Linked DNA regions of Homo sapiens: region 1 is linked to region 2. Evidence: chromatin loops called from intact Hi-C (ENCODE). Cell type or tissue: CD14-positive monocyte. All regions are shown on one strand. Links, peaks and the distances in the headings refer to the core of each region. The heading gives the core; the rest is flanking DNA.

The links. A loop is a pair of places that touch in the nucleus more often than their neighbours do. Peaks named below come from ENCODE experiments on the same cell type or tissue, not always from the same donor. Only the 100,000 strongest peaks of a DNase experiment are listed, where the experiment ranks them.
Region 1: it touches region 2 in a loop (4-fold over the local background); 12 of 110 quality-filtered maps call a loop at or near these places.

What each region holds. Positions count from the first base shown.
Region 1 is chr1:85,052,837-85,062,616 of GRCh38, forward strand. It overlaps DNAI3 (dynein axonemal intermediate chain 3), which reads left to right and starts at 9,491. Exons shown (of 23, transcript NM_145172.5): 1 at 9,491-9,650. RefSeq lists an enhancer at 9,126-9,626. In CD14-positive monocyte, for the core only: no CTCF peak of the experiment used is centred there; DNase peaks (open chromatin) are centred at 5,645, 6,205 and 9,405; H3K4me3 peaks cover 910 bases; H3K27ac peaks cover 848 bases.
Region 2 is chr1:84,939,497-84,951,888 of GRCh38, forward strand. MCOLN2 (mucolipin TRP cation channel 2) reads right to left here. Exons shown (of 14, transcript NM_153259.4): 7 at 7,537-7,636; 8 at 1,383-1,495; 9 at 57-206. Among named protein-coding and RNA genes, the nearest start is that of MCOLN2, 51 kb to the right of the region's middle. RefSeq lists enhancers at 5,470-5,764, 8,654-8,853 and a silencer at 8,534-8,583. In CD14-positive monocyte, for the core only: CTCF peaks have their summits at 5,535 and 5,741; DNase peaks (open chromatin) are centred at 5,365, 5,665 and 6,615; H3K4me3 peaks cover 1,487 bases; H3K27ac peaks cover 1,863 bases.

The DNA.
Region 1 (9,780 bases), core at 1,781-9,780, 110 kb after region 2:
TTTAGTGTAGTCTAAGTGTACATGTTTATAATTTATGGTAGTGTACAGTAATGACCTAGGCCTTCACGTTCACTCACTGCTTACCTACTGACTCACCCAGAGCAACTTCCACTCCTGCAAGCTTCATTCATGGTAAGTCTCCTATACAGGTGTACCATTTTTAATCTTTTTTTTTTTTTTTTTGAGACAGAGTCTCGCTCTGTTGCCCACGCTGGAGTGCAGTGGCACGATCTCAGCTCTGCAAGCTCCGCCTCCCAGGTTCACGCCATTCTCCTGCCTCAGCCTCCCAAGTAGCTGGGATTACAGCCACCTGCCACCACGCCTGGCTAATTTTTTGTATTTTTAGTAGAGACGGGGTTTCACCGTGTTAGCCAGGATGGTCTTGATCTCCTGACCTTGTGATCCACCCGTCTCAGCCTCCCAAAGTGCTGGGATTACAGGCGTGAGCCACCGCGCCCGGCCCCCATTTTTAATCTTTTATATCATATTTTGACTGTACCTTTTCTATATTTAGATATGTTTACATACACAAATACTAAACACTGTGTTCCAGATGCCTACAGTATTCAGTAAGGTAGCATGCTGTACAGGTTTGTAGCCTGGGAATAATAGGCTACGCTATATAGCCTCGGTGTATAGAAAGCTATCCCATCTACGTTTGTGTAAGTACACTCTATGATGTTCATACAACGACAAAATTACCTAACAATGCACTTGTTACGACATATCCCCATCATTAAGCTATGCATAACTGTATTTGAATACCCAATCTTGTTTTCTGCATTTTCCATAGTTTGAATATTCACTGAAGGGTTTAGTTCTTTGTAAAACAAAATATTTTTTTTGTTAAAAAAGTAAACGAGCTTATATAAAGCAACAGATACCCCAACGTCCAATCTGATAATACTTTGGAAGCACGTTTAACAAGTGAACTGACATGAAGTGCAAAATGAGAGAAATTTTCTCTCATCTGGAATATCTGTCACAAAGCAAAGATGAAATCTATCAGATAAGGAAATTGTTTTATGTGTTTTAAATTGTCACTTGAAGAATTATTTTTTAATTAAAATTTAGAATTTTTTATTTAGAATTTATTTTGCATTGATGCTTCCTTCCTTTAATGATTTTTACTATGAAATATCTATGACAGGTAGTGATCATTATCATATATAATCAAATATATACTGTTCTTCAGTATGTTGGCTGATAATAATAATCATGCTTTTATTATCTTTTTTAAACCAAAATAAACCTCTGAAACTTTTAGTATAATCCTAGCACAGAAAAGATTCAGTTTATTGTTATGGTTACTCATTATGTTTTTAAAACATGTAAAGTGTTATGAAAACTACAAAATAACTTATGATTTCAAGAATTCCAATTTTTTGCTCCTGAATCTCAAGCCAATAGATCTCTATGACATTCTTCATATCTGCTGGGTGAAAGGGAGCTTTTTTCACTCCTTATCTTCGCATTCAAAATTCCTATCTGTTTTAGAATAACAGCTCAGCTGAAAATGTCAGGTAGCCTGGGTATTAAATCACACATTTGTAAACCCAAAATACTTTTTACGTTTCTGTCTTCTTACATCCGTACCATTCATCTTTCTCCCCTTAATTTCTTCTTTTTCTCTCAACAAAATTTTTATTTATTTAACACATACATATTTAGCGAGTATTTATTGAGGACTCCTATTTTTCAGTAATGGTATTAGATACTGCCAATGAAAATATTAATAAAATATAGTTGCTGTTCTTAAGGATCTTACAGTCTAGAAGATGATTTTTTAATTTTGAGAAAATTTCAAATACAGAAAAGTACAAAAATAACAATACATTAATGCCATTCAATACCCACAACCCCCCAAATTGAACAAATTTTATATTTTCTTTTGTTTTTGGCCTTCCTAATTTATGAGGAATAAAGCATTATAAAGTTAACCAACTGATACGGTTTGGCTGTGTCTCCACCCAGATCTCATCTTGAATTGTAATCCCCATAATCCCCACATGTCAACGGAGAGACCCTGTGGGAGGTGATTGGACCATGTGGGCGGTTTCCCCCAGGCTGTTCTCATGATAGTGAGTGAGTTCTCAGGAGATCTGATGTTTTTATAAGTTTTTGACAGTTCCTCCTTCACACACTCACACTCTCCTGCCGCCTTGTGAAGAAGATGCCTGCTTCTTCTGCCATGATTATAAGTTTCCTGAGGCCTCCCCAGCTATGTGAAACTGTGAGTCAATTAAACTTACTTTGTTTATAAATTACCCAGTCTCAGGTAGTATCTTTGTAGCAGTGTGAGAATGGACTAATACACCAACCCTCTGCAAGTGCAACCTTCTATCATGAATTGGTGTGAATCATTTCAGTCCATTTGTAATACTTTTCTTGAATATATGTTCCCATTATATATAGGAATCATTCATGCATGTTTTTGTTTACAAAGATAGCATTGCTCTGTACCTAATCTTTATCACTTACCTTACCAGTTTGTCTTAAGCTATATCCATCCAAGTTTATTTTAGCAGCTGTATGCCATTTTATTGATTATACCATATCATTCTATGCATTTTACTGCTGATGGACATTTAGGTTTCTGCCATCTTTTGCCATTACAAAAAACAAAAAAAATTCAGCAGTGAACATCCATGAATCATTTCCTTATGCACGTGTGTAAAATTTTCTCTAGGGTAAATATCCAGAAGTAGAATTGCTAGATTATAGGAGGTATTCATTTTTAGTTAATATATACTGCCAAATTACTCTCCAAGGTGGTTGTTCCAAATCCTTTAATGAACATTTGTGGCATACCTTCTATATGCCAACATAGACTTAGACACTGGGACAGGAGGAGTAAGCACGGCAAAAATCCCTGCCCTTGTAGAGTTCACATTTTAGTGGACAAAAACAGTCAAACATAAGTACATAGTGTGTTAGAAGGTGATAAATATTATGAGTAAAAATAAAACGGAGAAAGGAGAATGAGGAAGGCTGAGAAGTTGGCATTTTAAAAAGAGTGGAGAGTAGGCCTCACTGAGAAGTTAACATCTTAGCAAAAACTTGAAGGATATCTTGTTTAAGTTCTCCAGGCAGAGGGAACAGCCAATGCAAAAGAGGAGATGCCTACCTAGTGTGTTTGAGTAACCTCAAGGACACCAGTGTGTCTGCAGTGGTGTGAGCTGCAGGGAGTAATGGTAGGAAATGAAGCTTGTAACAGGAACCAGGTTATGCTGGACCTTGGCCATTGTGAGGACCTTGGCTTTTAAATGGAATGAAATTGGAGCTGTTGGAGGGTATTGAGCAGAAGACTGACATGATATGACTTGTTTTAAAAGTGCATCCCTCTGACTGCAATGTTGAAAATATATCCTAAAAGTATGAAGGATGGAAGAAGAGGTGTGAAGTATGACTCTTAAGTTTGTGCAAAGTGACCCTGAAGATGAAATTGCCATCAGCTAAGATGAAAAAGATGGCAGGAGGAGCAGGTATCTGGGGAGAACCAGCAGTTCAGTTTTTAGTGTGTTTTTGAGATGTCTGTAAAGTGCTTCTCAGACTATCTGTTAAAGGGTTAGTTGACTTGGTTTTGTTTTCATTTCTTTCACAGACTAATAATTCTGTAAAATTACAACATAAATAAATTGCTAAAAGAATGAAATAAGGACGTTTGTAATACGAATCTCAATTTTGTTCATACATAACATAAAGTTACTGTGTCAATTTGCTAAAAAGTTTTTAAACACCCAATTTCAGTACTACTTTTATTGCAGCTGGGTAACAATTATTTCATAAACTAGTGGTCTAGTAGCAAATATTTCCTGGCTGGCATTGAAGGAAAGGCCAGGCTTTAGATAACTATGTATTAAACATCCAAGTGGAAATGTCTCGTAGACAGTTGGATACTCAAATCTACTTTTAATAGTCACCAAAGGACAGAAGTAATGTCTATACATTCATTTTGAACAGAATTTTGATTAATTCTGGTTCCACAGCTATTCATTGAGAATATGCCACATTTGAAGCACTATCTGGTTTTTCATGGCAATGCTATGAGGAAGGGACAGATTAAAATCTGTGGGCAATCTGGACAGGCTAGTAATTTGGTATCTGTTCATACTAATACCCCTTAAAAATGTGTTCACTGTTTTTCTAGTGGAAATAGGGAAAAACTGATTTTTGTTAATAAACATATATATTCTTTCTTTACATTTGAAACAACTTATTAAAAACACACTTTTCCAAACTAGACAACTTTTGGGGAGAGTGCTGAACTATTCAAAATATAAGTATCAGGCCGGGCACAGTGGCTCATGCCCATAATCCCATCACTTTGGGAAGCCAAGCCAGGCAGATCACTTGAGGTCAGGAGTTCAAGACCAGGCTGGCCAAAATGGTGAAACCCCATCTCTACTAAAAATACAAAAAAATTAGCTGGACGTGGTGGCACACACCTATAATCCCAGCTACTCAGGAGGCTGAGGCACAAGAATCGCTTGAACTTGGGAGGCTGAGGTTGCAGTGAGCCAAGATCATGCCACTGCTCTCCAGCCTGGGTGACAAAGCAAGACTCCATCTTGAAAAAATTAAATCAAAATGTAGGTATCAACGCAGGCTGAACTCAGGAATGGGAGTATTGCCTTTTGGTTGACCCTCATGATTGGTACTTTTACATGGCAAAATTTTTCAACATAGATTTTATTTCATATCTGAAGCTATTTGGTTGAGAGAAGAATACATTTATGTCTCTCCTGGCATGTAAAAATTTCCCTATGGAAACCCAAACTAACTGACAACCTATTCACAATTCACTACAGGGAAGTTTGGTATCTTTTGAAGAATGCCCCTTAGGGCAGCATTGGTTGCCCTCACCCTTAGTTGTTCAATGTGGTTGCTCTTGCCCTTTATCTGGCCTGGCTCTGATGAAAGCATTATCATCTCAAATTTTGCAGATGAGATTTAGAGAGTTTAATAACTTGTCTAATGCCACCTATGCAGAAAGTGACAAATTTAGGCTTCAACATAATTTCCTTACTTTAAATACAATATTTGAGTGACTTCACTTTAAAAAATATTTAAGTGCTCTAATGACAATAAAAATTATACATGTAGAACTGATATTCACTGGCTTTTAATGCTTTATGATATTGTAGGACTGTCACTACCATACAATGATTCTCCCACCACCAACTATTTCTGGGTGTAGAGAGTTAAGTCTCAGCCATACTGACAAGTAAGTCCACTCTGCTACCACATGGCCCTGTTTTTACCTCCACAGCTCTTGCTTTGGCCCTTCTGGAGATATCTACTGCCTGAAGACTGCAGATGAGTGCTAGAGCCCTGCCTTCTCTTATGGGAAGGACCAGCAATTCTGGAGCCACATGGGGCCTGTGTCCTCCTTAGTCCCCAGTAGACTCAAGCTATTCTGTGCAGTTAAGAATGCCTTTCTCCTGACTTTAATGTTGTATAGATCCTAATTTCTCATTGATGTTCTAGTCCATTTTTTTTTCTAGAATTGCCAAAATTGGCCCTTTCTTCCAACAGCTAAATCTTTGTCCCAGGGTCAGGCTTTTTTGTCTCTTTTTCTCCTTTCTGAAGCTGAGTACTCTTCAGATGATTCTCACTTCCTCATGCAATAGGTTGTGGTAGTTTCCCCAAGTGCTTGGAAAATATGTAGTAATCCCAGCAGTTTAGGGCTCAAACAAGAACATTTCTCCCTTCCAGACATAAAATAGGGTCCTCCACGCCTAGTTTCTGAGCTAACTTTTTAAAAAAATCCATAAAAAGAATGAGTCACTCACCAAAATAACTAGTAAAAATCTACCTCATATCAATTTATCAGATTGTCCTTTTGTAAACCCAATCTGAAACTTATCAAGATGTCCTTAAAGAATCAGAGAAATATTTTCAATTATGACTTCTTGACTCTTTAGATGTTCACTCAATCAATAAAACTAAAACTAATTTTTACATATCTTCAAGTTTCAGGGAAATTCAATTCAACCTCCCCTGGAAAAGCATGGACACATTCACTAGCTACCATGATGATATTTCATTTCTGACCACTCCCATGAAAGAACAGATGGTCAATCAATCATGAATTTGTAACATGAAGAAATTTCTAAACATTTCCAATTTAACTTTTAACTTTCTTGGTATTGTGACTTATGACTCATTCCATCAAATGGACATCCTCTTGGCATGTCTCTAAAGAAAAGATGACAGAAGGCCTTGGTGTCTCAGCCAGATCACAAGGTTATATAATTCTTACTTCCTTAAATCTGACCGTGAAGGATTATAATTTTTTTTAAGGAAAGCAAATTATTTGGAAAAATACAAAGAAGCTTCTGTTAGAGTTTCTTTTAGATTTACTTCCAAGAATAGTAAATCAATTACATAATTAAATATATGTTTTATTAAATACCTATGTCCAGCCGGCCATGGCGGCTCACATCTGTAATCCCAGCACTTTGGGACACCAAGGCTTGGGCCCAGAAGTTCAAGACCAGCCTGGGCAACATAGTGAGATCCCCACTCTAAACAACAATAACAAACCAAAATCTATGTTTGACATTATATCACAGTGTGATATAAAGGATATAAAGGAAATATAAAGTAATGAGACACCATCCCTGCCTTAAAGTCTAGAGGGGGAGACATCTATCTAAACAAGCTATTGCAACACAATGTAATACTTGCTATAATGGAAAAATAGAGGAAAGAGTGTCTAATTCTACCGAGTGCCTGTATGGCTGGACAGAGAAGGTGACATTTGAGTTGGGTCTTGAAAAATAAATAGTCATTTACCAAGTAATGAGGATGAAGAAAGGCATTACAGATGGAGGCAGAGGTAGAAGTGGTGGCACCTGGATGAGCAGACACACAGTTGTAACCCAGCACAGCACAGGGGACCAGTCAGGAGCTGTGTAACCAGAGCTCTGGCTCTCAACCTGAGACCCACACACTCCTGGACCTGCACAGCAGTATGTCAGGGGCTGTGCAAAACCACAGGATGAGCATGTCACAGTTGCCTAAGGTTTCTTTGTGTTTATTCAGTTTTCTGTCAATTTTAGTTAATAGTGGCTTTAGACATTTTTTTAAAAATTGAAACAAACACGAATCCATTGCAAAGCCAAATGCAAAAACTTCATAAATTCTTTATATGAAACAAATATGTCTCAGTTGCAGAAGTCTATTTCATGTTATAAACCTTCTTTCCATCAACCTACTACTCACTCCTGGCCCCTGTGATTTCCTGCTCCTTGGCTGTTAAGGGTCTTCAGTTAAGAAGCACTGGACTAAAATGTGGGTTGGGCTGGGGACAGAGGCAGGAAATGAGGTTAGAAAAATAACTAATTACCTTCCAGATTTATTTCCAGTGTCTTTCAGAACCCTGTTTATACAGGGTTTCATATGCCAGATTGAGCATATTTAAGCAGGGTGACGTCAGGATTCAAACTATGGAAAATTATGTGGCAACTTGGCAAATAAATTAGAGGGAAAGAGATAGAACAAGTCAAAAGACTATTGCTACCGTCTAGGTGAGAGATAAGGCATATCTGAAATAAGGCAGAGGCAGAGGATGGCTAAGAGAAAATGGATTATTTGAGAGACAATTAAGAAAGAAAAATGACAGAACTTAAATGATATGTTGACTGTGGGCAGTAGAAGAGGAGTCAAGGATGACTTTCAGATTTCGTTTTGCAACTGATGGACAATGATACTATTACCTAGGGTAGAAAATAAAGAAGGAAAAAAAGTTTCTGAAAGATAATGAGTTGACTTTGGCTCTGCTAAGTTGTGGTGCTATGGTCATTCATTCATTCACTACATTTAATCTTTATTTAGCATCTATTAAACAACATGAACTGAACTACACAGGTAGTTGGAAATGTCCAGTAGCTAGAGGAAATTCAGGTATGGAATTTAAGAGATATGTTAGGCTGAGAATGTAGAAATGGAAGTCCAGTGTGTTTAGTGGTGATGGCTGAAGCTAAGGGGAATATATGATGCCGACGCCACCAGGAGAGTGCGAAGAGTGACAAAAGAAGACTCAAGACTGAGCCCAGGGGAAAACGAATCTTCCACTTCCTGGGAGTGGACAAGCTGGAAAAAAGTTGTCAGAATGTTTAGATAATACCTCTTTTTTAGTTTTTTTCCTTCATAATTTGTATTGTAAAATTCATTTGAATTTTGTGAACACAAATTCTTCAGAAATTTGAAAGAATCTATATAATCTTTCTGCACATAACGTAAAAATCTTCATTCAGGATCCTTAAAGTCTCATATGTTATAAATGATTAGCCTCTTCTCAATTAAAGATTTTATTTAAATTGGGTGTAAAAATTAATTTAGACCAATTACAGAAGTCAATTACATTGCTTTATTAAATTCTGCCAGTTTACAAATTAGGAAGTTATTATTATTATTATTTTTTAAGACGGACCCTCGCTCTGTCGCCCAGGCTGGAGTGCAGTGGTGCGATCTTGGCTCCCAGGTTCAAGCGATTCTCCTGCCTCAGCCTTCTGAGTCGCTGGGACTTACAGGTGCACGCCACCACGCCTGGCTAATTTTTTTGTATTTTTAGTAGAGACGGGGTTTCACCGTGTTAGCCAGGATAGTCTCGATCTCCTGACCTCGTGATCTGCCTTCCTCAGCCTCCCAAAGTGCTGGGATTACAGGCATGAGCCACCGCAGCAGCCCCCTGAACTCTCATATGTTATAAATGATCAGCCTTTTCTCAATTAAAGATTTTATTTAAATTAGGTGTGAAAATTTATTTACACCAATTACAGCAGTCAATTACATTACTTTATTAAATTCTGCCACTTTACAAATTAGACAGTTATAATTATTTTTTAAGGGAAAGGAGGAGAACAGTGTTCAGAGAGTTGAGCGTCACTGTATGAATCCCACCGGACTCCTAATCACAGATAAAATGAACCTTGGGTTACTCACGGATTCAAGTTTCTTCCCCGGAGACTCATATTTACAGCTTGAGTCAAATTCTAAACAAAAGTTATTCTGGCAAGAAGGAAATGTAACCCATTAGGGTTCTGGGGCGCCCACGACAACCAGTGGGGCGCAGCTTCCTCTCCACTCCCTAGGAGGGCCCAGCTCGCTGCAGGGGGTGGGCAGGAAAGCTGCCCGAAAGGATTCTGAGCGGGCAGCCTCCTTAACATTTTCTCTCCTGGTTCCTAGGGTCCACACCCCAGAAAGATTCTTCTCTGGCTGAGATTGCGGTGGGTGTGAGGCATGGACCGAGCCTGTTAGACCTGGGGTCAGGCCGGGCCACTGTCATTAATATACTTAAGACACAAAACTCTTTCCTTGGTAGTGGAAAGCTGCTGGCCTCACCCGGTTCGCGTTGAGTGACGTCACATAGTGGCAACCAATCACAAGTCTGCTTTGAAAGATACTGTTAGGGAGCGGACACTGTATTGGTAGAGATGCTCTGTCAGTCTCGCAGAGGACTCGCCTCTTTTCTCTTAGCGACAGATGCGTCCTGGCAACAGTCGGCAGAGTTGCTGCGGTTTGTGCCCTTGCGATTTCTTTTTCTGAGAGAGGAGAGTCAAACTCCCACCTCCAGCTCTCGAAGGAGCTTTTCCTGAGGGCACTGCAAAGAGGCTCCTTTTCTTTCAGATCAGCAGTATCAGGTAAGAGAAGCTCTGAATGGGAAAGGCGGCTTGGAAAACAAGTATTTTACTCACTCTTTCAAGGGTATTTGAACACTCGCTGTGTCAGCAATGTGCTAGGCTAGTGGCAGTGAAGACTACAAAAAACACA
Region 2 (12,392 bases), core at 1,983-9,982:
CCTGTGGCCATCCAGGAGAAGATGAAGAACAGAGACTTTAAATGGGCTTCCCTCACCTTTGCTTTGATTTCCATTTTTAATATGGAGCCAATGATTGTCATTAGGTCGCTGATAATCACCAGGACATACCAGCCGTTGATGAACTCCCACTGGTCGGTGTCACACACAGGCCGCTTGTACTTCTCCAGGAAGAAATTTAGAAATCTCTATGGCAAACATTTAAAGAAGCGTTTCTTACAAACCACACTGCCCTCTGGAAGAAGAAGGCAAGTGCAAAACAGTGCTCTCACCTGTAAAAGGACATGGCATTGCCTTTCCAATTTGCCAGATCCACCTCGAAAGTGGAGGTTACGGCACACACTTTCCCCTATAATCTGAGTAAGCATTCAATTGTCTGTGAAGTTACCTCAAATATGAAATACGTACGCGGTAACTCCAGCAGGTTCTTGTCATAGCTAACACACAGTACATTCCAAATACTTTTCATATTACCAACACATCCATTCCGATAACAACCCAATGAAGCAGGTACGAGCAGGTCTATCACCCAGAGAAGGGAACTGAGGCACCGAGAGGCTAAGCCAGGATCCGTGTCCAGGCAGGCCGGCTCCAGAGTGCGTGCTCCAAATATGAGCCCCCTCACCTTGGCAGGGAAAGGACCTTAACTTTGCATTCAGAATATCAAGGGGATTGGGGAGCATGTAAGAAAGGTGGATATTTACAAAGGACATTGACAAAGGTCAGGATTAGGCAAAATCAAATGCAGACTACGTCCCTGCTCCACAAATGGTACTCTGTGGACTTCCAATTTCCCCTGACCCCAGTGTGCATTTGTACACACGCCACAGCCAGAATAAGATATGTGGGGAGCGGAAGTATATATTCATAAGAGCCCTGAGGGTAAAAAGGCAAAATGAAACTCAGGGGAGAATTTTAAAACTATTTTAAAAACAGAATAAAGTATTTTATGCTTCATTATAATCCATTTACCATGCCTCCCTGTCAAAATGAACTCTGATTTGAAGACAAAAGATGAAACCCACACATGCTATTACTCTGTTCTTCAGATCACTCCTGAATTGAAGAGGGATTTGTTATTCTGGAAACATTCAAAAGCCTGAGAGTTCACCACTGTGCATCTGTACATATCAGCTCAGTTTTAAGCAGGATAATTATCTGATCCCACTTGACATACTCAGAGCCTTTACTCACTTCCTACACCTCAGGCTGATGAATGCCTCATAGCGGGCAACTACTCAAAGGAATCTGATTTAGTCAAAGGTCTCCAAAAAAGGCAGGTGCACAATATCGGTGGTCCACTGCTTGGGCAAACTGAGGGCGCAGGCCAAGAGGGCAGGAAGAGAATGCGAACACACTCTTACCTTCCGTAACCTTAGAGCAAGAACAATGGATCTTGTACACAGAATAAGAGATGCCAAGCAAATCACAATGACAAATGCATCAAACACCAGGACATACTGAGCATTTTTCTGAGCTGAGGAATAAAACAGAATTCAAATGTTAAACACACCTTACCGGAGAATAATTTCCAAACAAAATGGCAGTGTGAAAAGAAGTTCAAACAATAAATGTTTTGTCTATTGTTAAAACAAAATGGTAAATATCAGAAACAAATCACACCGCATTCATTCAGAAGTACATATGTAAGGCAAAACATTCCCTGATATAAAGCTATACATTTAAAAACATGTGAGCTGGGCCAGGCACGGTGGCTCACGCCTGTAATCCCAGCACTTTGGGAGGCTGAGGTGGGCGGATCACGAGGTCAGGAGATCAAGACCATCCTGGCTAACACGGTGAAACCCCGTCTGTACTAAAAATACAAAAAAATTAGCCAGGTGTGGTGGCAGGCGCCTGTAGTCCCAGCTACTTGGGAGGCTGAGGCAGAAGAATGGCATGAAGCCGGGAGGCAGAGTTTGCAGTGAGCCGAGATCGTGCCACTGCGCTCCAGCCTGGGCAACAGAGCGAGATTCTGTCTCAAAACAAAAAACAAAAAACAAAAACAAAAGCAAAAACTATGTGAGCTGCTAATAAATTCACTCAAATTTATATATAAATATTTACTGTAGAATAGAATTCAACAGAAAGTGATCCATTTGGGCTCCATTCAAAAAAAGGCAAAACTGCTGACCTACTCTGAGTTCTTTCACATAAAAGCAGAGACATCAAGTTCACCATTAATAAGAGAACAAACAAATTAAAACACCACCACTCAGAATCCCCACTTCTGCTTCTCAACCTCACTGTGCACTTTCCCAGGACATAGTGCCAATCTTATAAGCCTTCTCTGTATGTAGAGAAAATTACTTCTTGGAACAGAAGCAAGGAGGGGAGTGGTAATCAGATTTTTGGTTTGGAGCACACAGCAGCAAGAAGAATGTATGGGAAGGAGATGAATCTAACCTTAGTTTCTCTCAGACTTCACGGTAGTGTCTCCAATCCCAGCCCAGCTCTCTTCTGCCTGACCCCCACCTTCTTCACCCTACAGCCACACTGATCTTCCTTCTTTCCTGCTCTCACCTCAGGGACTTTGCACATGCTGATCTGTCTGCCTGGAACAGCACTTCTCCCACATGCATGGCTCAGCTTATTTATTTTCAGCCTCAAGTTCCAAATGAAAAATCTCCCATCTCAGAAAAGAATTCCTTAAATTCTCATCTCTATTAGCCCTCTCCTATATACTTTCATGGTTCTTGGTTACTACACACACCCAGAGCTCCTTTACTTTCCTCTGCACAACAGACACTGACCTTTCATTACATCTGCAAAGGCAGCACAGCATGGAGCACAGAGACAGTGTAGAATGGGAAAGAACATGGTCTCTGGAGCCCGACAGCCTGGCTCTGAATCTCAGCTCTGTACTCAGAAGCTGTAGAGCCTTGAGGAAGTTGCTTAACCCCTGTGCCTCAGTTTCCTCCTCTGAAAAGTGGGTAGAATTAAAAAATACCTACATCATAGGGCTATTGTGAAAATTATGCAAGTTCATATACAAAGAGCCCATGAAACAGCCCCAGGAAAATAATAATAGCAAACACTTACAGTGGTTACTATTTTATCATTAAGTGTCCATCTTCCCCATCAAGTGACAGGCTCTCTGAAGCAGGGCCCATAGGTAGTTGCTACGGTTTGAGTTACTTGTCTCCTCCAAAACTCATTTGAAATTTAATCCCCAATGTGACAGTATTGAGAGGGAGGGCCTTTAAAAGGTGATTGGGTCATGAGGTCTCTGCCCTCATAAATGGATTAATCCACTCATAGATTTATGGGTTATCAAGGGAATGGCTCTAGTGGCTTTTTAAGAAGAGGAAGAGAGACTTGAGCTAGTATGCTCACCCCCCTTACCATGTGATGCCCTGCACTGCCTTGGGACTCCACAGAGACTCCCAACCAGCAAGAAGGTCCTCACCAGAAGTGGGGCTCCGACTTTGGACTTCTCAGTTTCCAGAACTGAAAGAATGCATTTCTTTTCTTTATAAATTAGCTAGTTTCAGGCATTCTGTTACAAGTAACAGAAAACGGACTAAGACAGTAGTGTTGAATACAGCACCTGTGCTTAGTATAATGCTTCAGTATACTTTCAAATTAATGAAGAGAATCAAGCAGAACATAAGACCACTGAATAATCTAAGTTAGAACTTATGTTGGTCTGAGCTAAGTTGCGGCAGAGTGAAAGAGGGCACAGAATCGTAAGAGATGGAGAGAGTCATGGCCTGGTCTCTAACTGGACTTGGGGAATAAGGAAGAAGGACAACCAAGAATGATTCCTGGTTCCCTGTCTTGGGCAAACTGAGTTTACTCTGGATATTCATGACAAGAGAAGACTATTCAGTGGCAGTTAAAGCCATGGGAGTGACGGCCCCTCAGAGAGACCACTGGGAAGGACAGCGTCGGGGATGGGGAGCAATGTTTGAGAATTAGAAAAGGAGATGAGCTCAGGAATGGGATGGAGCAGAAAGGCCAGAGGAGAAGCAAACAGAACCAGGGACAGGCGACCCTCAGAGAACAGACTGCGGTCAGAGTCTTCCACAGCAACACCTCTGCAGAGACAGCATTGAAGAGAAATGCCAGAGTGTCTATGGACTTAGTAATGCAAAGATGTGGGTGACACTGGCATGAGTGTCTGAGGGCAAAGCAGCTCCTACAATGGGTGGCGAGCAGAGACAGCCAGCTGGTAAATGCAACTCTCTGAGCAAATGATTTCATCTTACTAAGCTTCAGATGTCCCACCTACAAAATGGGGAGGGCAAGCGTACTGGTTCCTGAGGCTGCCATGAGAATCAGGTGGAACAGTCTGTGTGAAGTGCTTGTTACAGTAGTGCCCAGTGCCTAGCACTTACATTTACCCTTAGCCATTTACACTCAAGAAAGTTATCTTGAGGTATCATCTAATGGGTAGGTAAGAAAACAACTTAGCTCTATCATAATGCAAGATTTTTTTTCCCCTTGGATCCATGGAATGGGGCAGAGGAAACAGAGGCAGCTCTTGGGAAGATAAGACTGAAAATCTTATGAAATGCAAGGACAGCATCTAGTACCTTCCTTTCTGACATAAAACTAGAACACAAATCTCTAAGACAGTTTGCATTGGACCTTGTTTACAGATGGGAAAACAAGCAGGCTTAGAAACAGAAACCAGTCCTCCTAACAGAATCCAGTATAGGATTCTGTTTTTCTTTGAATTACTGAGAAGACTAGTTCTATGGTATGCTAAAAATATGTATTTTATGAACATCTTGGCCAGGCGCGGTGGCTCACGCCTGTAATCCCAGCACTTTGGGAGGCCGAGGCGGGCAGATCATGAGGTCAGGAGTTCAAGACCAGCCTGGCCAATATGATGAAACTCTGTCTCTACTAAAAATACAAAAAATAGTCGGGCGTGGTGGGGTGTGCTTGTAGTCCCAGCTACTTGAGAGGCTAAGGCAGAAGAATTGCTTGAACCCAGGAGGTGGAGGTTGCAGTGAGCAAGATCGTGCCACTGCACTCCAGCCTGGGAGACAGAGCGAGACTCTGTCTCAAAAAGAAAGAAAGAAAGAAAGAAAAAAAACATCTATATCACCCATCACTGGGGAATCCCGCCAAGAAGGAGTCCCCCAATTCCTCCCCAAGCCCCTCATCTCCAAATTCCTATATTTATGAAACCAAGTTAAATGAAGACATGGCACATTTAGAGAGGGGACTTCGGAGTCACAAAAGGCAGCATGAGGTTTGTATGTGAAAATGGACATTCACCTGCATTTGCTTCAATATGGGTAATGACAAAGGAGAGAGGAGCCTGGGGGTAAGCGTGTGGGTGTGAATGAGCCTCTGAACTGTTAGAAATAGTGTAAGTGTCCCACCAGATGTCGCCCTTGTCCTTGCCCACTTCCCCCAAAGCCAAGGCAATCTCAATCCACCAGACAGCTTCATATAGGGGAAAAAGTCCATTTCCTAAGATGGTTTCCAAACATAAGTTTTTTAAGGCTTTCACATCACATCATCTTATTTTAAATTCACATTCTCCTAGTGATAGAACCTGGTTTCTTAAGACACAGCTCTAGGAGAATATGTAAATCTTAAAAGAGCTTTTACCCAGTGGTCTAGGAGGCTTGTGTTTCTCCTCATTGGCCACAGGAGGGGGCTAGAGATACTCTCTTCTGAGCACAAGCAAGGAAAACCCCTAACGTTGCAAGGAGGGCAGCAGGCGGAAGGAAAAACTCACTGTTCTGGAAATGCATTTGACTGACTAGCTTGGAAATTTCCATCATTTTGATCTTTATAATGATATTCCAAATCACATATTTGACAAAGGTTAGTTTCTTTTCACAGAAAATTGGCAACCTATACTTGGACTTAGAAAATATGCCCCTGATCTCTGCGTATCTGTAAGAGAGTGGTGTATGCTGGGGAATAGTAACCACTTTTTAACAGAAACTGAAACTATAATCGGTGGCTTAAGTCAGTCAGTGAAATTATTGAAACCAAAACTTCAATCGTCAGGACATATTATACATCTGAAAAGCAGCAGGCCACAAATCAAATATACTTTAAAACAAATATAAAACAGAAGCCACAGGTATTTTACATTTTATTTCATTCTGATAACCTGGTCAAAAGGAAAGTCATTTAAACAAAATCTGCAAAATAAAAAACACTGAGCATCCATCATTAACATCATCCTAATTCTTTACTGAGCAAACAGAACAGGTTCCATAGGTAGCCCATGATATTTTATTTTATTTTAATTTTTTTATTTATTTTACTTATTTTTGAGACAAAGTCTCACTCTGTTGCCCAGGCTGGAGTGCAGTGGCATGATCTCGGTTCACTGCAGCCTCTGCCTCTCAGGTTCAAGCAATTCTCCTGCCTCAGCCTCCCAAGTAGCTGGGATTACAGGTGCATGTGCCACCATGCCCGGCTAATTTTTGTGTTTTTAGTAGAGACGCGGTTTTGTCATGTTGACCAGGCTGATCTTGAACTCCTGACATCAAGTGATCCACCCGCGTAGGCCTCCCAAAGTGCTGGGATTACAGGTGTGAGCCACTGTGCTCAGCAGTAGCCCATTTTAAACATGTGGATTAAGAGATGTTTTTTGAGCAATGACTGAGTAAATGACTCAGCATTTGCAGCGGTTGCTGTCTGGGCTCTGAAGGCCCTGATCCTTCCCCACTGTCCAAGGCTCAGATCAAAGCATACCTTCTCCAAGAATCATTTCTTTTCCTACTCTGCCCCACTCAAACTTATTACCTTTGCTTTTTTTCTCCTCATACTTTTTGTATGTATACCCTTATTTCTCTCCATAACACATCACAGATTTTATAAGCACGTCAGTCTCTCTCACTAAGGCATTTTCTTCCTTTTCCCATAATGCCTAGCAATTAATATGTGCCAACTCTTGTGTTCAGTGCTTTGCTTTATATACTAATTCATTTAATATTCAATATCCTGGAAGGTAAGTTTAGGCTGAGTATGCCCTATCCAGAATGATTTGGGACCAAAAGTATTTCAGATTTCTTTTGATTTTGGAATACTTGCATTATACTTACAGGTTGAGCATCCGAAATCCAAAAATTCAGAATCCAAAATGCTCCAATAAGCATTTCCTTTGAGCTTTGGTCATGTCAGTGCTCAAATGTTTCAAATTTTAGAGCATTTTGATTTCAGATTTTTCCGATTTGGGATGTTCAACCTATACTATTACTCTCATTTTACATAGAAAGATACTGAGACAGACAGGTTAAGTAACTTGTACAAGATCACAGGCACAGTAAACAGAACTGGGACCGAAACCCAGGCAATCTGGCTCCAGAGCTAAGCTCCTAACCACTGAGTCATGCTACCTCTTCTAAGAGGCATATAATAAACATTTGCTGAATTAAACAAAAATACAAGGCTTTGGGATATTCTTTACAGGATCTAATGCTCGAGGCGGTTTTCTTCCTATTATCATGCAAACAAACCATTTAAATACCCCAAGCCACAAAATAAAGTGTTAAAAATCATCTATAATTCCCATGGGCAAGTATATAGCATACTTACTAGATCCAAATATGTTCAAGTCTTTACATTCTTCAATTTTGGCATCACTGTCAAAATAGATTTTGATTTTGCCACTGTGAGCTTTATTGTCAAAGATAATCTGGAGACACAAATGTATAGCGAGATTACAACACAGAAGAAAGTATAACATGTTAGATCAAATCTGCTTAAAAAAAAAATCACTGGCATCCAGTGTGCTGATCCAAAGAGAATTACACAGGCCAGCAAAATGGCTGACTAGAATTACTTGACACTCATTTCCTGCACCCCCCACCACACACACACACACACACACACGGGACCAAAATAATGAATAAACAACTATATTTTGACTGAAATCACTAAAGAAGTACACTGGAGAGCACCAGGGTAGCAGGAAAATCCTGTGGAGCATGAAAGCCCAGGACAGCAACATAGGAAGGGGAGCAAGGCACCCTGCCTCTGCCACACTGTCTCCCCAGCCAGGATCAGCTTAGAGCCAGGGGAATCTCTTTGGATAGGAAAACGTTAGGCTAGAGACTCTGGTGGTCCTCATTATGGCCACAGAATGCCAGCAGTCCTTGCTACAGGAGAGCCCTCCAGTCCTCACAGGCTTTGAATCCAGTTTGGAGAGGTGCCGGGAGTTCATACAGCCATGCTGCCCCAGAGTGGAAGCACACATTGCGCACTCTTCACCTCTGTGACCTAAGCTGCTATGGCATGACACCATTTAGAGACCAGATGCTAACAGAGTGTGTTCTGCCCTGGGGGCCAGTACTCTTTGTGTCTCTCCATCCCTGAAGTCCTGCCATTATTCTACCATGTTCACAAAGGTGCCTGCAACACCATGACACTGGCTGCCTAGAGCCTAGACCTGATGGAACATCTGAGACCCTGACATCTGAATCCATGCAGCACCCCTTCCTGCCCCTGCCCCTGGGAACAGGCAGAAGTGCACAGCAGGAAGCTGCCAAACAGCTGGCTGGTGTGCTGTGCTTGTGCACACTTGGGCCACACAGTTGGCTGTCTCTCCACACCCACACAGGCCTGACAGCCAGTTCAGCTGTAACTTCGCATCTCTAAAGAGCCTGCCTCACAGCCTACTGGCCCCACCACAACCATGCACACCTGGCCTGACAACCAGCTGGGCAGCAATTGCCCCTACCCAGTTGAAGAGCCTGCCACACAGCCTGCTGCTTATCATGTATGCACATGTCCAGCCCGACAACAAGTCTGGCATCCCTGCCTCCAGCAAAACTGTGTCATTGCTGTTAAAAACTCCCTCAGCTTAGGCCACTGAGCCAATCACAGACATCACTGACAAGGAGTACAACTGAACAAACTGCATGGACACCATACTACTGAGTCTGCCCAGAACCAAAGCCACTATAACCAACCAACACCCTAGGGCCCATCTACAGGAAAAAGTCTATCCCTGTGAAAGCTATTCCATAAAATTGGAAAAAGCAACTATTTCACTAGATGCATAGATAACAATGTAGGGACACAAGAAACATGAAAAGGCAAGAAAACATGGCACCCAAAAGAACATAATAATTCTCAAGTAGCAGACCCCAAAGAAAAGGATATTCATTAAATGCCTGAAAAATTCAAAATAATGATCTTAAGAAAGCTCAGTGAGATATAAAAGAATACAAACAATTCAATGAAACCAGGAACATAATTTATGATTTGATTGAGAAATTCAACAGAGAGACATAGCATAAAAAAGAACCAAACAAAAATCTTGGAGCTGAATTATTCAATGAGTGAAATTAAAAAATTACAATTGAGAGCTTCAACAACAGACTACATCAAGCAAAGAAAAATGAATTTCTGGCCGGGTGCAGTGGCCTGCCTGTAATCCCAGCACTTTGGAAGGCCAAGGCAGGTGGATCATTTTAGGTCAGGAGGTTGAGACCAGCCTGGCCAACATGGTGAAACCCCATCTCTAATAGAAAATACAAAATTAGCTGGGTGCGGTGGCAGGTGCCTGCAATCCCAGCCACTGGGGAGGCTGAGGCATGAGAATCACTTGAATCTAGGAGGCGGAGGCTGCACTGAGCTGAGATCACACCACTGCACTCCAGCCTAGGCAATAGATTGAGACTCTGTCTCGATAAAAATAAAGTAAAATAAAATGAAAAGAATTTCTGAACTTGAAGACAGGTCTTTTCAAATAACCCAGTTGAAATCTTCTCAAGTCTTGGGAGAGATATGGACATCCAGATCTAGGAAGCTCAAAGATCCCCAATTAGATTCACCCCAAAAAGATTCTCTCCAAGGCCCATTATAATCAATCTGTCAAAAGTCAAAGACAGAGGCAATTCTAAAAGCTGCAAATAGGCCGGGCGCGGTGGCTCACGCCTGTAATCCCAACACTTTGGGAGGCTAAGGCAGACAGATCACGAGGTCAGGAGATCAAGACCATCCTAGCTAACACGGTGAAACCTCGTCTCTACTAAAAATACAAAAAAAAATTAGCTGGGCGTGGTGGCAGGTGCCTGTAGTCCCAGCTACTCAGGAGGCTGAGGCAGGAGAATGGCGTGAACCTGGGAGGCAGAGCTTGCAGTGAGCGGAGATTGTGCCACTGCATGCACTCCAGCCTGGGCAACAGAGCAAGACTCCGTCTCAAAAAATAAAAATAAAAAAATACTGCAAGAGAAAAACATCAAGTCACACATAACAGAATCTCCATTAGACTATCAGAACATTTCTCAGCAGAAACCAGGCAGGCCAGGAGAGAATGAGATGATATATTCAAAGGGTTTAAAGAAAAAAAAAAACAACAAAACTGTCAGTCAAGAATACTATATCCAGCAAAGCCATCCTTCAGAAATGAAGAAGAAATAAAGACCTCCCCAGACAAGCAAAAGCTGAGGGAATTTTCACCACTAGACCAGCCTTTCAAGAAATGCTTGAGGGAGCACTAAAACTGGAAATGAACAATAATTATCATGAAAACATGTGAAAGCATAAAACTCAACAGTAGAGGTAAGTTTATAATCAAATTCAGAATACCCCAGTATTGGAATGGTGCTATATAAATCTCTTAGTCCTCTAGTATGAAGGTTTTAAGTCAAAATTGTAAAAAACAAACACAAGTACAATTAGAGGCTAAGGAACTCACAATAAAGACATAAATTAAGGCAACAAAGAGAATTATGCCAATGAAAATGTTCACATCACAAGATTTCTTCACAACTTTCTGTTATTAGTGAAACAAATATGATTGAAAGGGCTAATATGTGAAGTTTTACTAAATACAGGATATCAGATATCTGGTTCAGAGAAATCCTAGAGAAAAACAGACAACCAGTCCTAGGAATAAAAACCAAAATTAACTAACCTTTGAAAGAACACAAATGATCTCATTTATTATTCTGAATTGAATTTAAAAGCATTTCCTTCAATTTAGTTCTTTGGGTATGAAATTCTAGTTTTTGTTAGGCTAGAAATTATTTTTCTATTTGTTTCAAGAGCTACATATAATGTTTTCAGAAAGAACAAAGATTGCTCCAAGACTGCAGGCTGAACTTAAGATGTCCAAATGCCCTCAATCTTCTACCTTATGAAATTTAAATCAATCATTTAAATCATTTACAGTTTATAAGTGATATATGCCAAGTACTTATTAGGGTGAACACATTAAGAAAACCAAAAAGTTCACTGGCAGAGCTTGGAGAGCCGGATATGTAGGTGATCAAATCCACATGCACCTGCCTGTCTCTGAACACAAGCCAGGTTTGCCCAAGATCACACACTCAAACCAAAGGTTTGAGAATTAAACCATACCATCCTCATTTCTATACCTGTAAGTTATGATTAAACCTCCATTAGCACTGGCACTCAAGATCTCTGTTTCCCCCAGGAGAGCCCCTAAAATGCTTTTCTCAAAGCAGACAGAAGTCCAAAGAACAAAATAAAAATGAAAAGCCAATATTTTTAAACCCACACTTCCGACCATATCATGACAAAGTCATCAATGACCTCATCCTTGCAGACCAAACTCCATGCTCCTCTCCTGCCTTTCTCCTCATCCCTGCAGATGCTCCCAGTGCTCCTCTGGCCCACCCACCCCAGAGAGCTTGCAGCTGGAGACATTCTTCCTTACCACATATCACAACCTGTAGTTACTTTTATTTCGTTTACTTGTTTTTCTGTTTCCCCTACTAGGCTGTAAGCTTTCCTGAGGGCCACTGTGCCTCTAGGGCATAGCAAAATGCCTGGTGCATAGTATGGACTCATTAAGTATTTATTGATAGTTGAATGAAACACTCTTCTGAATTGCTAAAGGACAGTATATACAACTTTCAGCTAGGCATTCAGTTTAGTCCCTTAATGAACAGGGAAGGCAGGGAGGGAGAAAAAGAAGGAAGGCGAGAAGGACAGAGAAAGTCTATGAAAATGAGAAGGCAGCTTACTTCCCCATAAAAGTGAACTGTCTCTTCTACTATACATGCCCCCTCCCAAAATAAAAAGAGAAACAACTGCTCCTTTGCAGACTGGTCTTCACATCAGTGGAGCAGTTTATGCCTCGAGGTTTGAAAATATTTGCTATAACATTTGCAAAGACCTTCCTCTAAAGCTGGGAAGAACACTATAGACATGTAAAACACCTTCATAAACATTTTAAAAAATGTATTAGGAGAGTAGAAAGTCAAAGCCAATTTTTTAAACTCTTCTTTTCAATGTAGAAACTTGGTTTTTAAAAGTTGAAAAGGGTTTGCTTCATCTTCAGAAGTAATGGTCTCTGGATCAACAATAATACCATAATGAGGCTGGGCATGGTGGCTCATGCCTGTAATCCCAGCATTTTGGGAGGCCGAGGCAGGCAGATCACTTGAGGCCAGGAGTTCGAGACCAGCCTGGCCAAC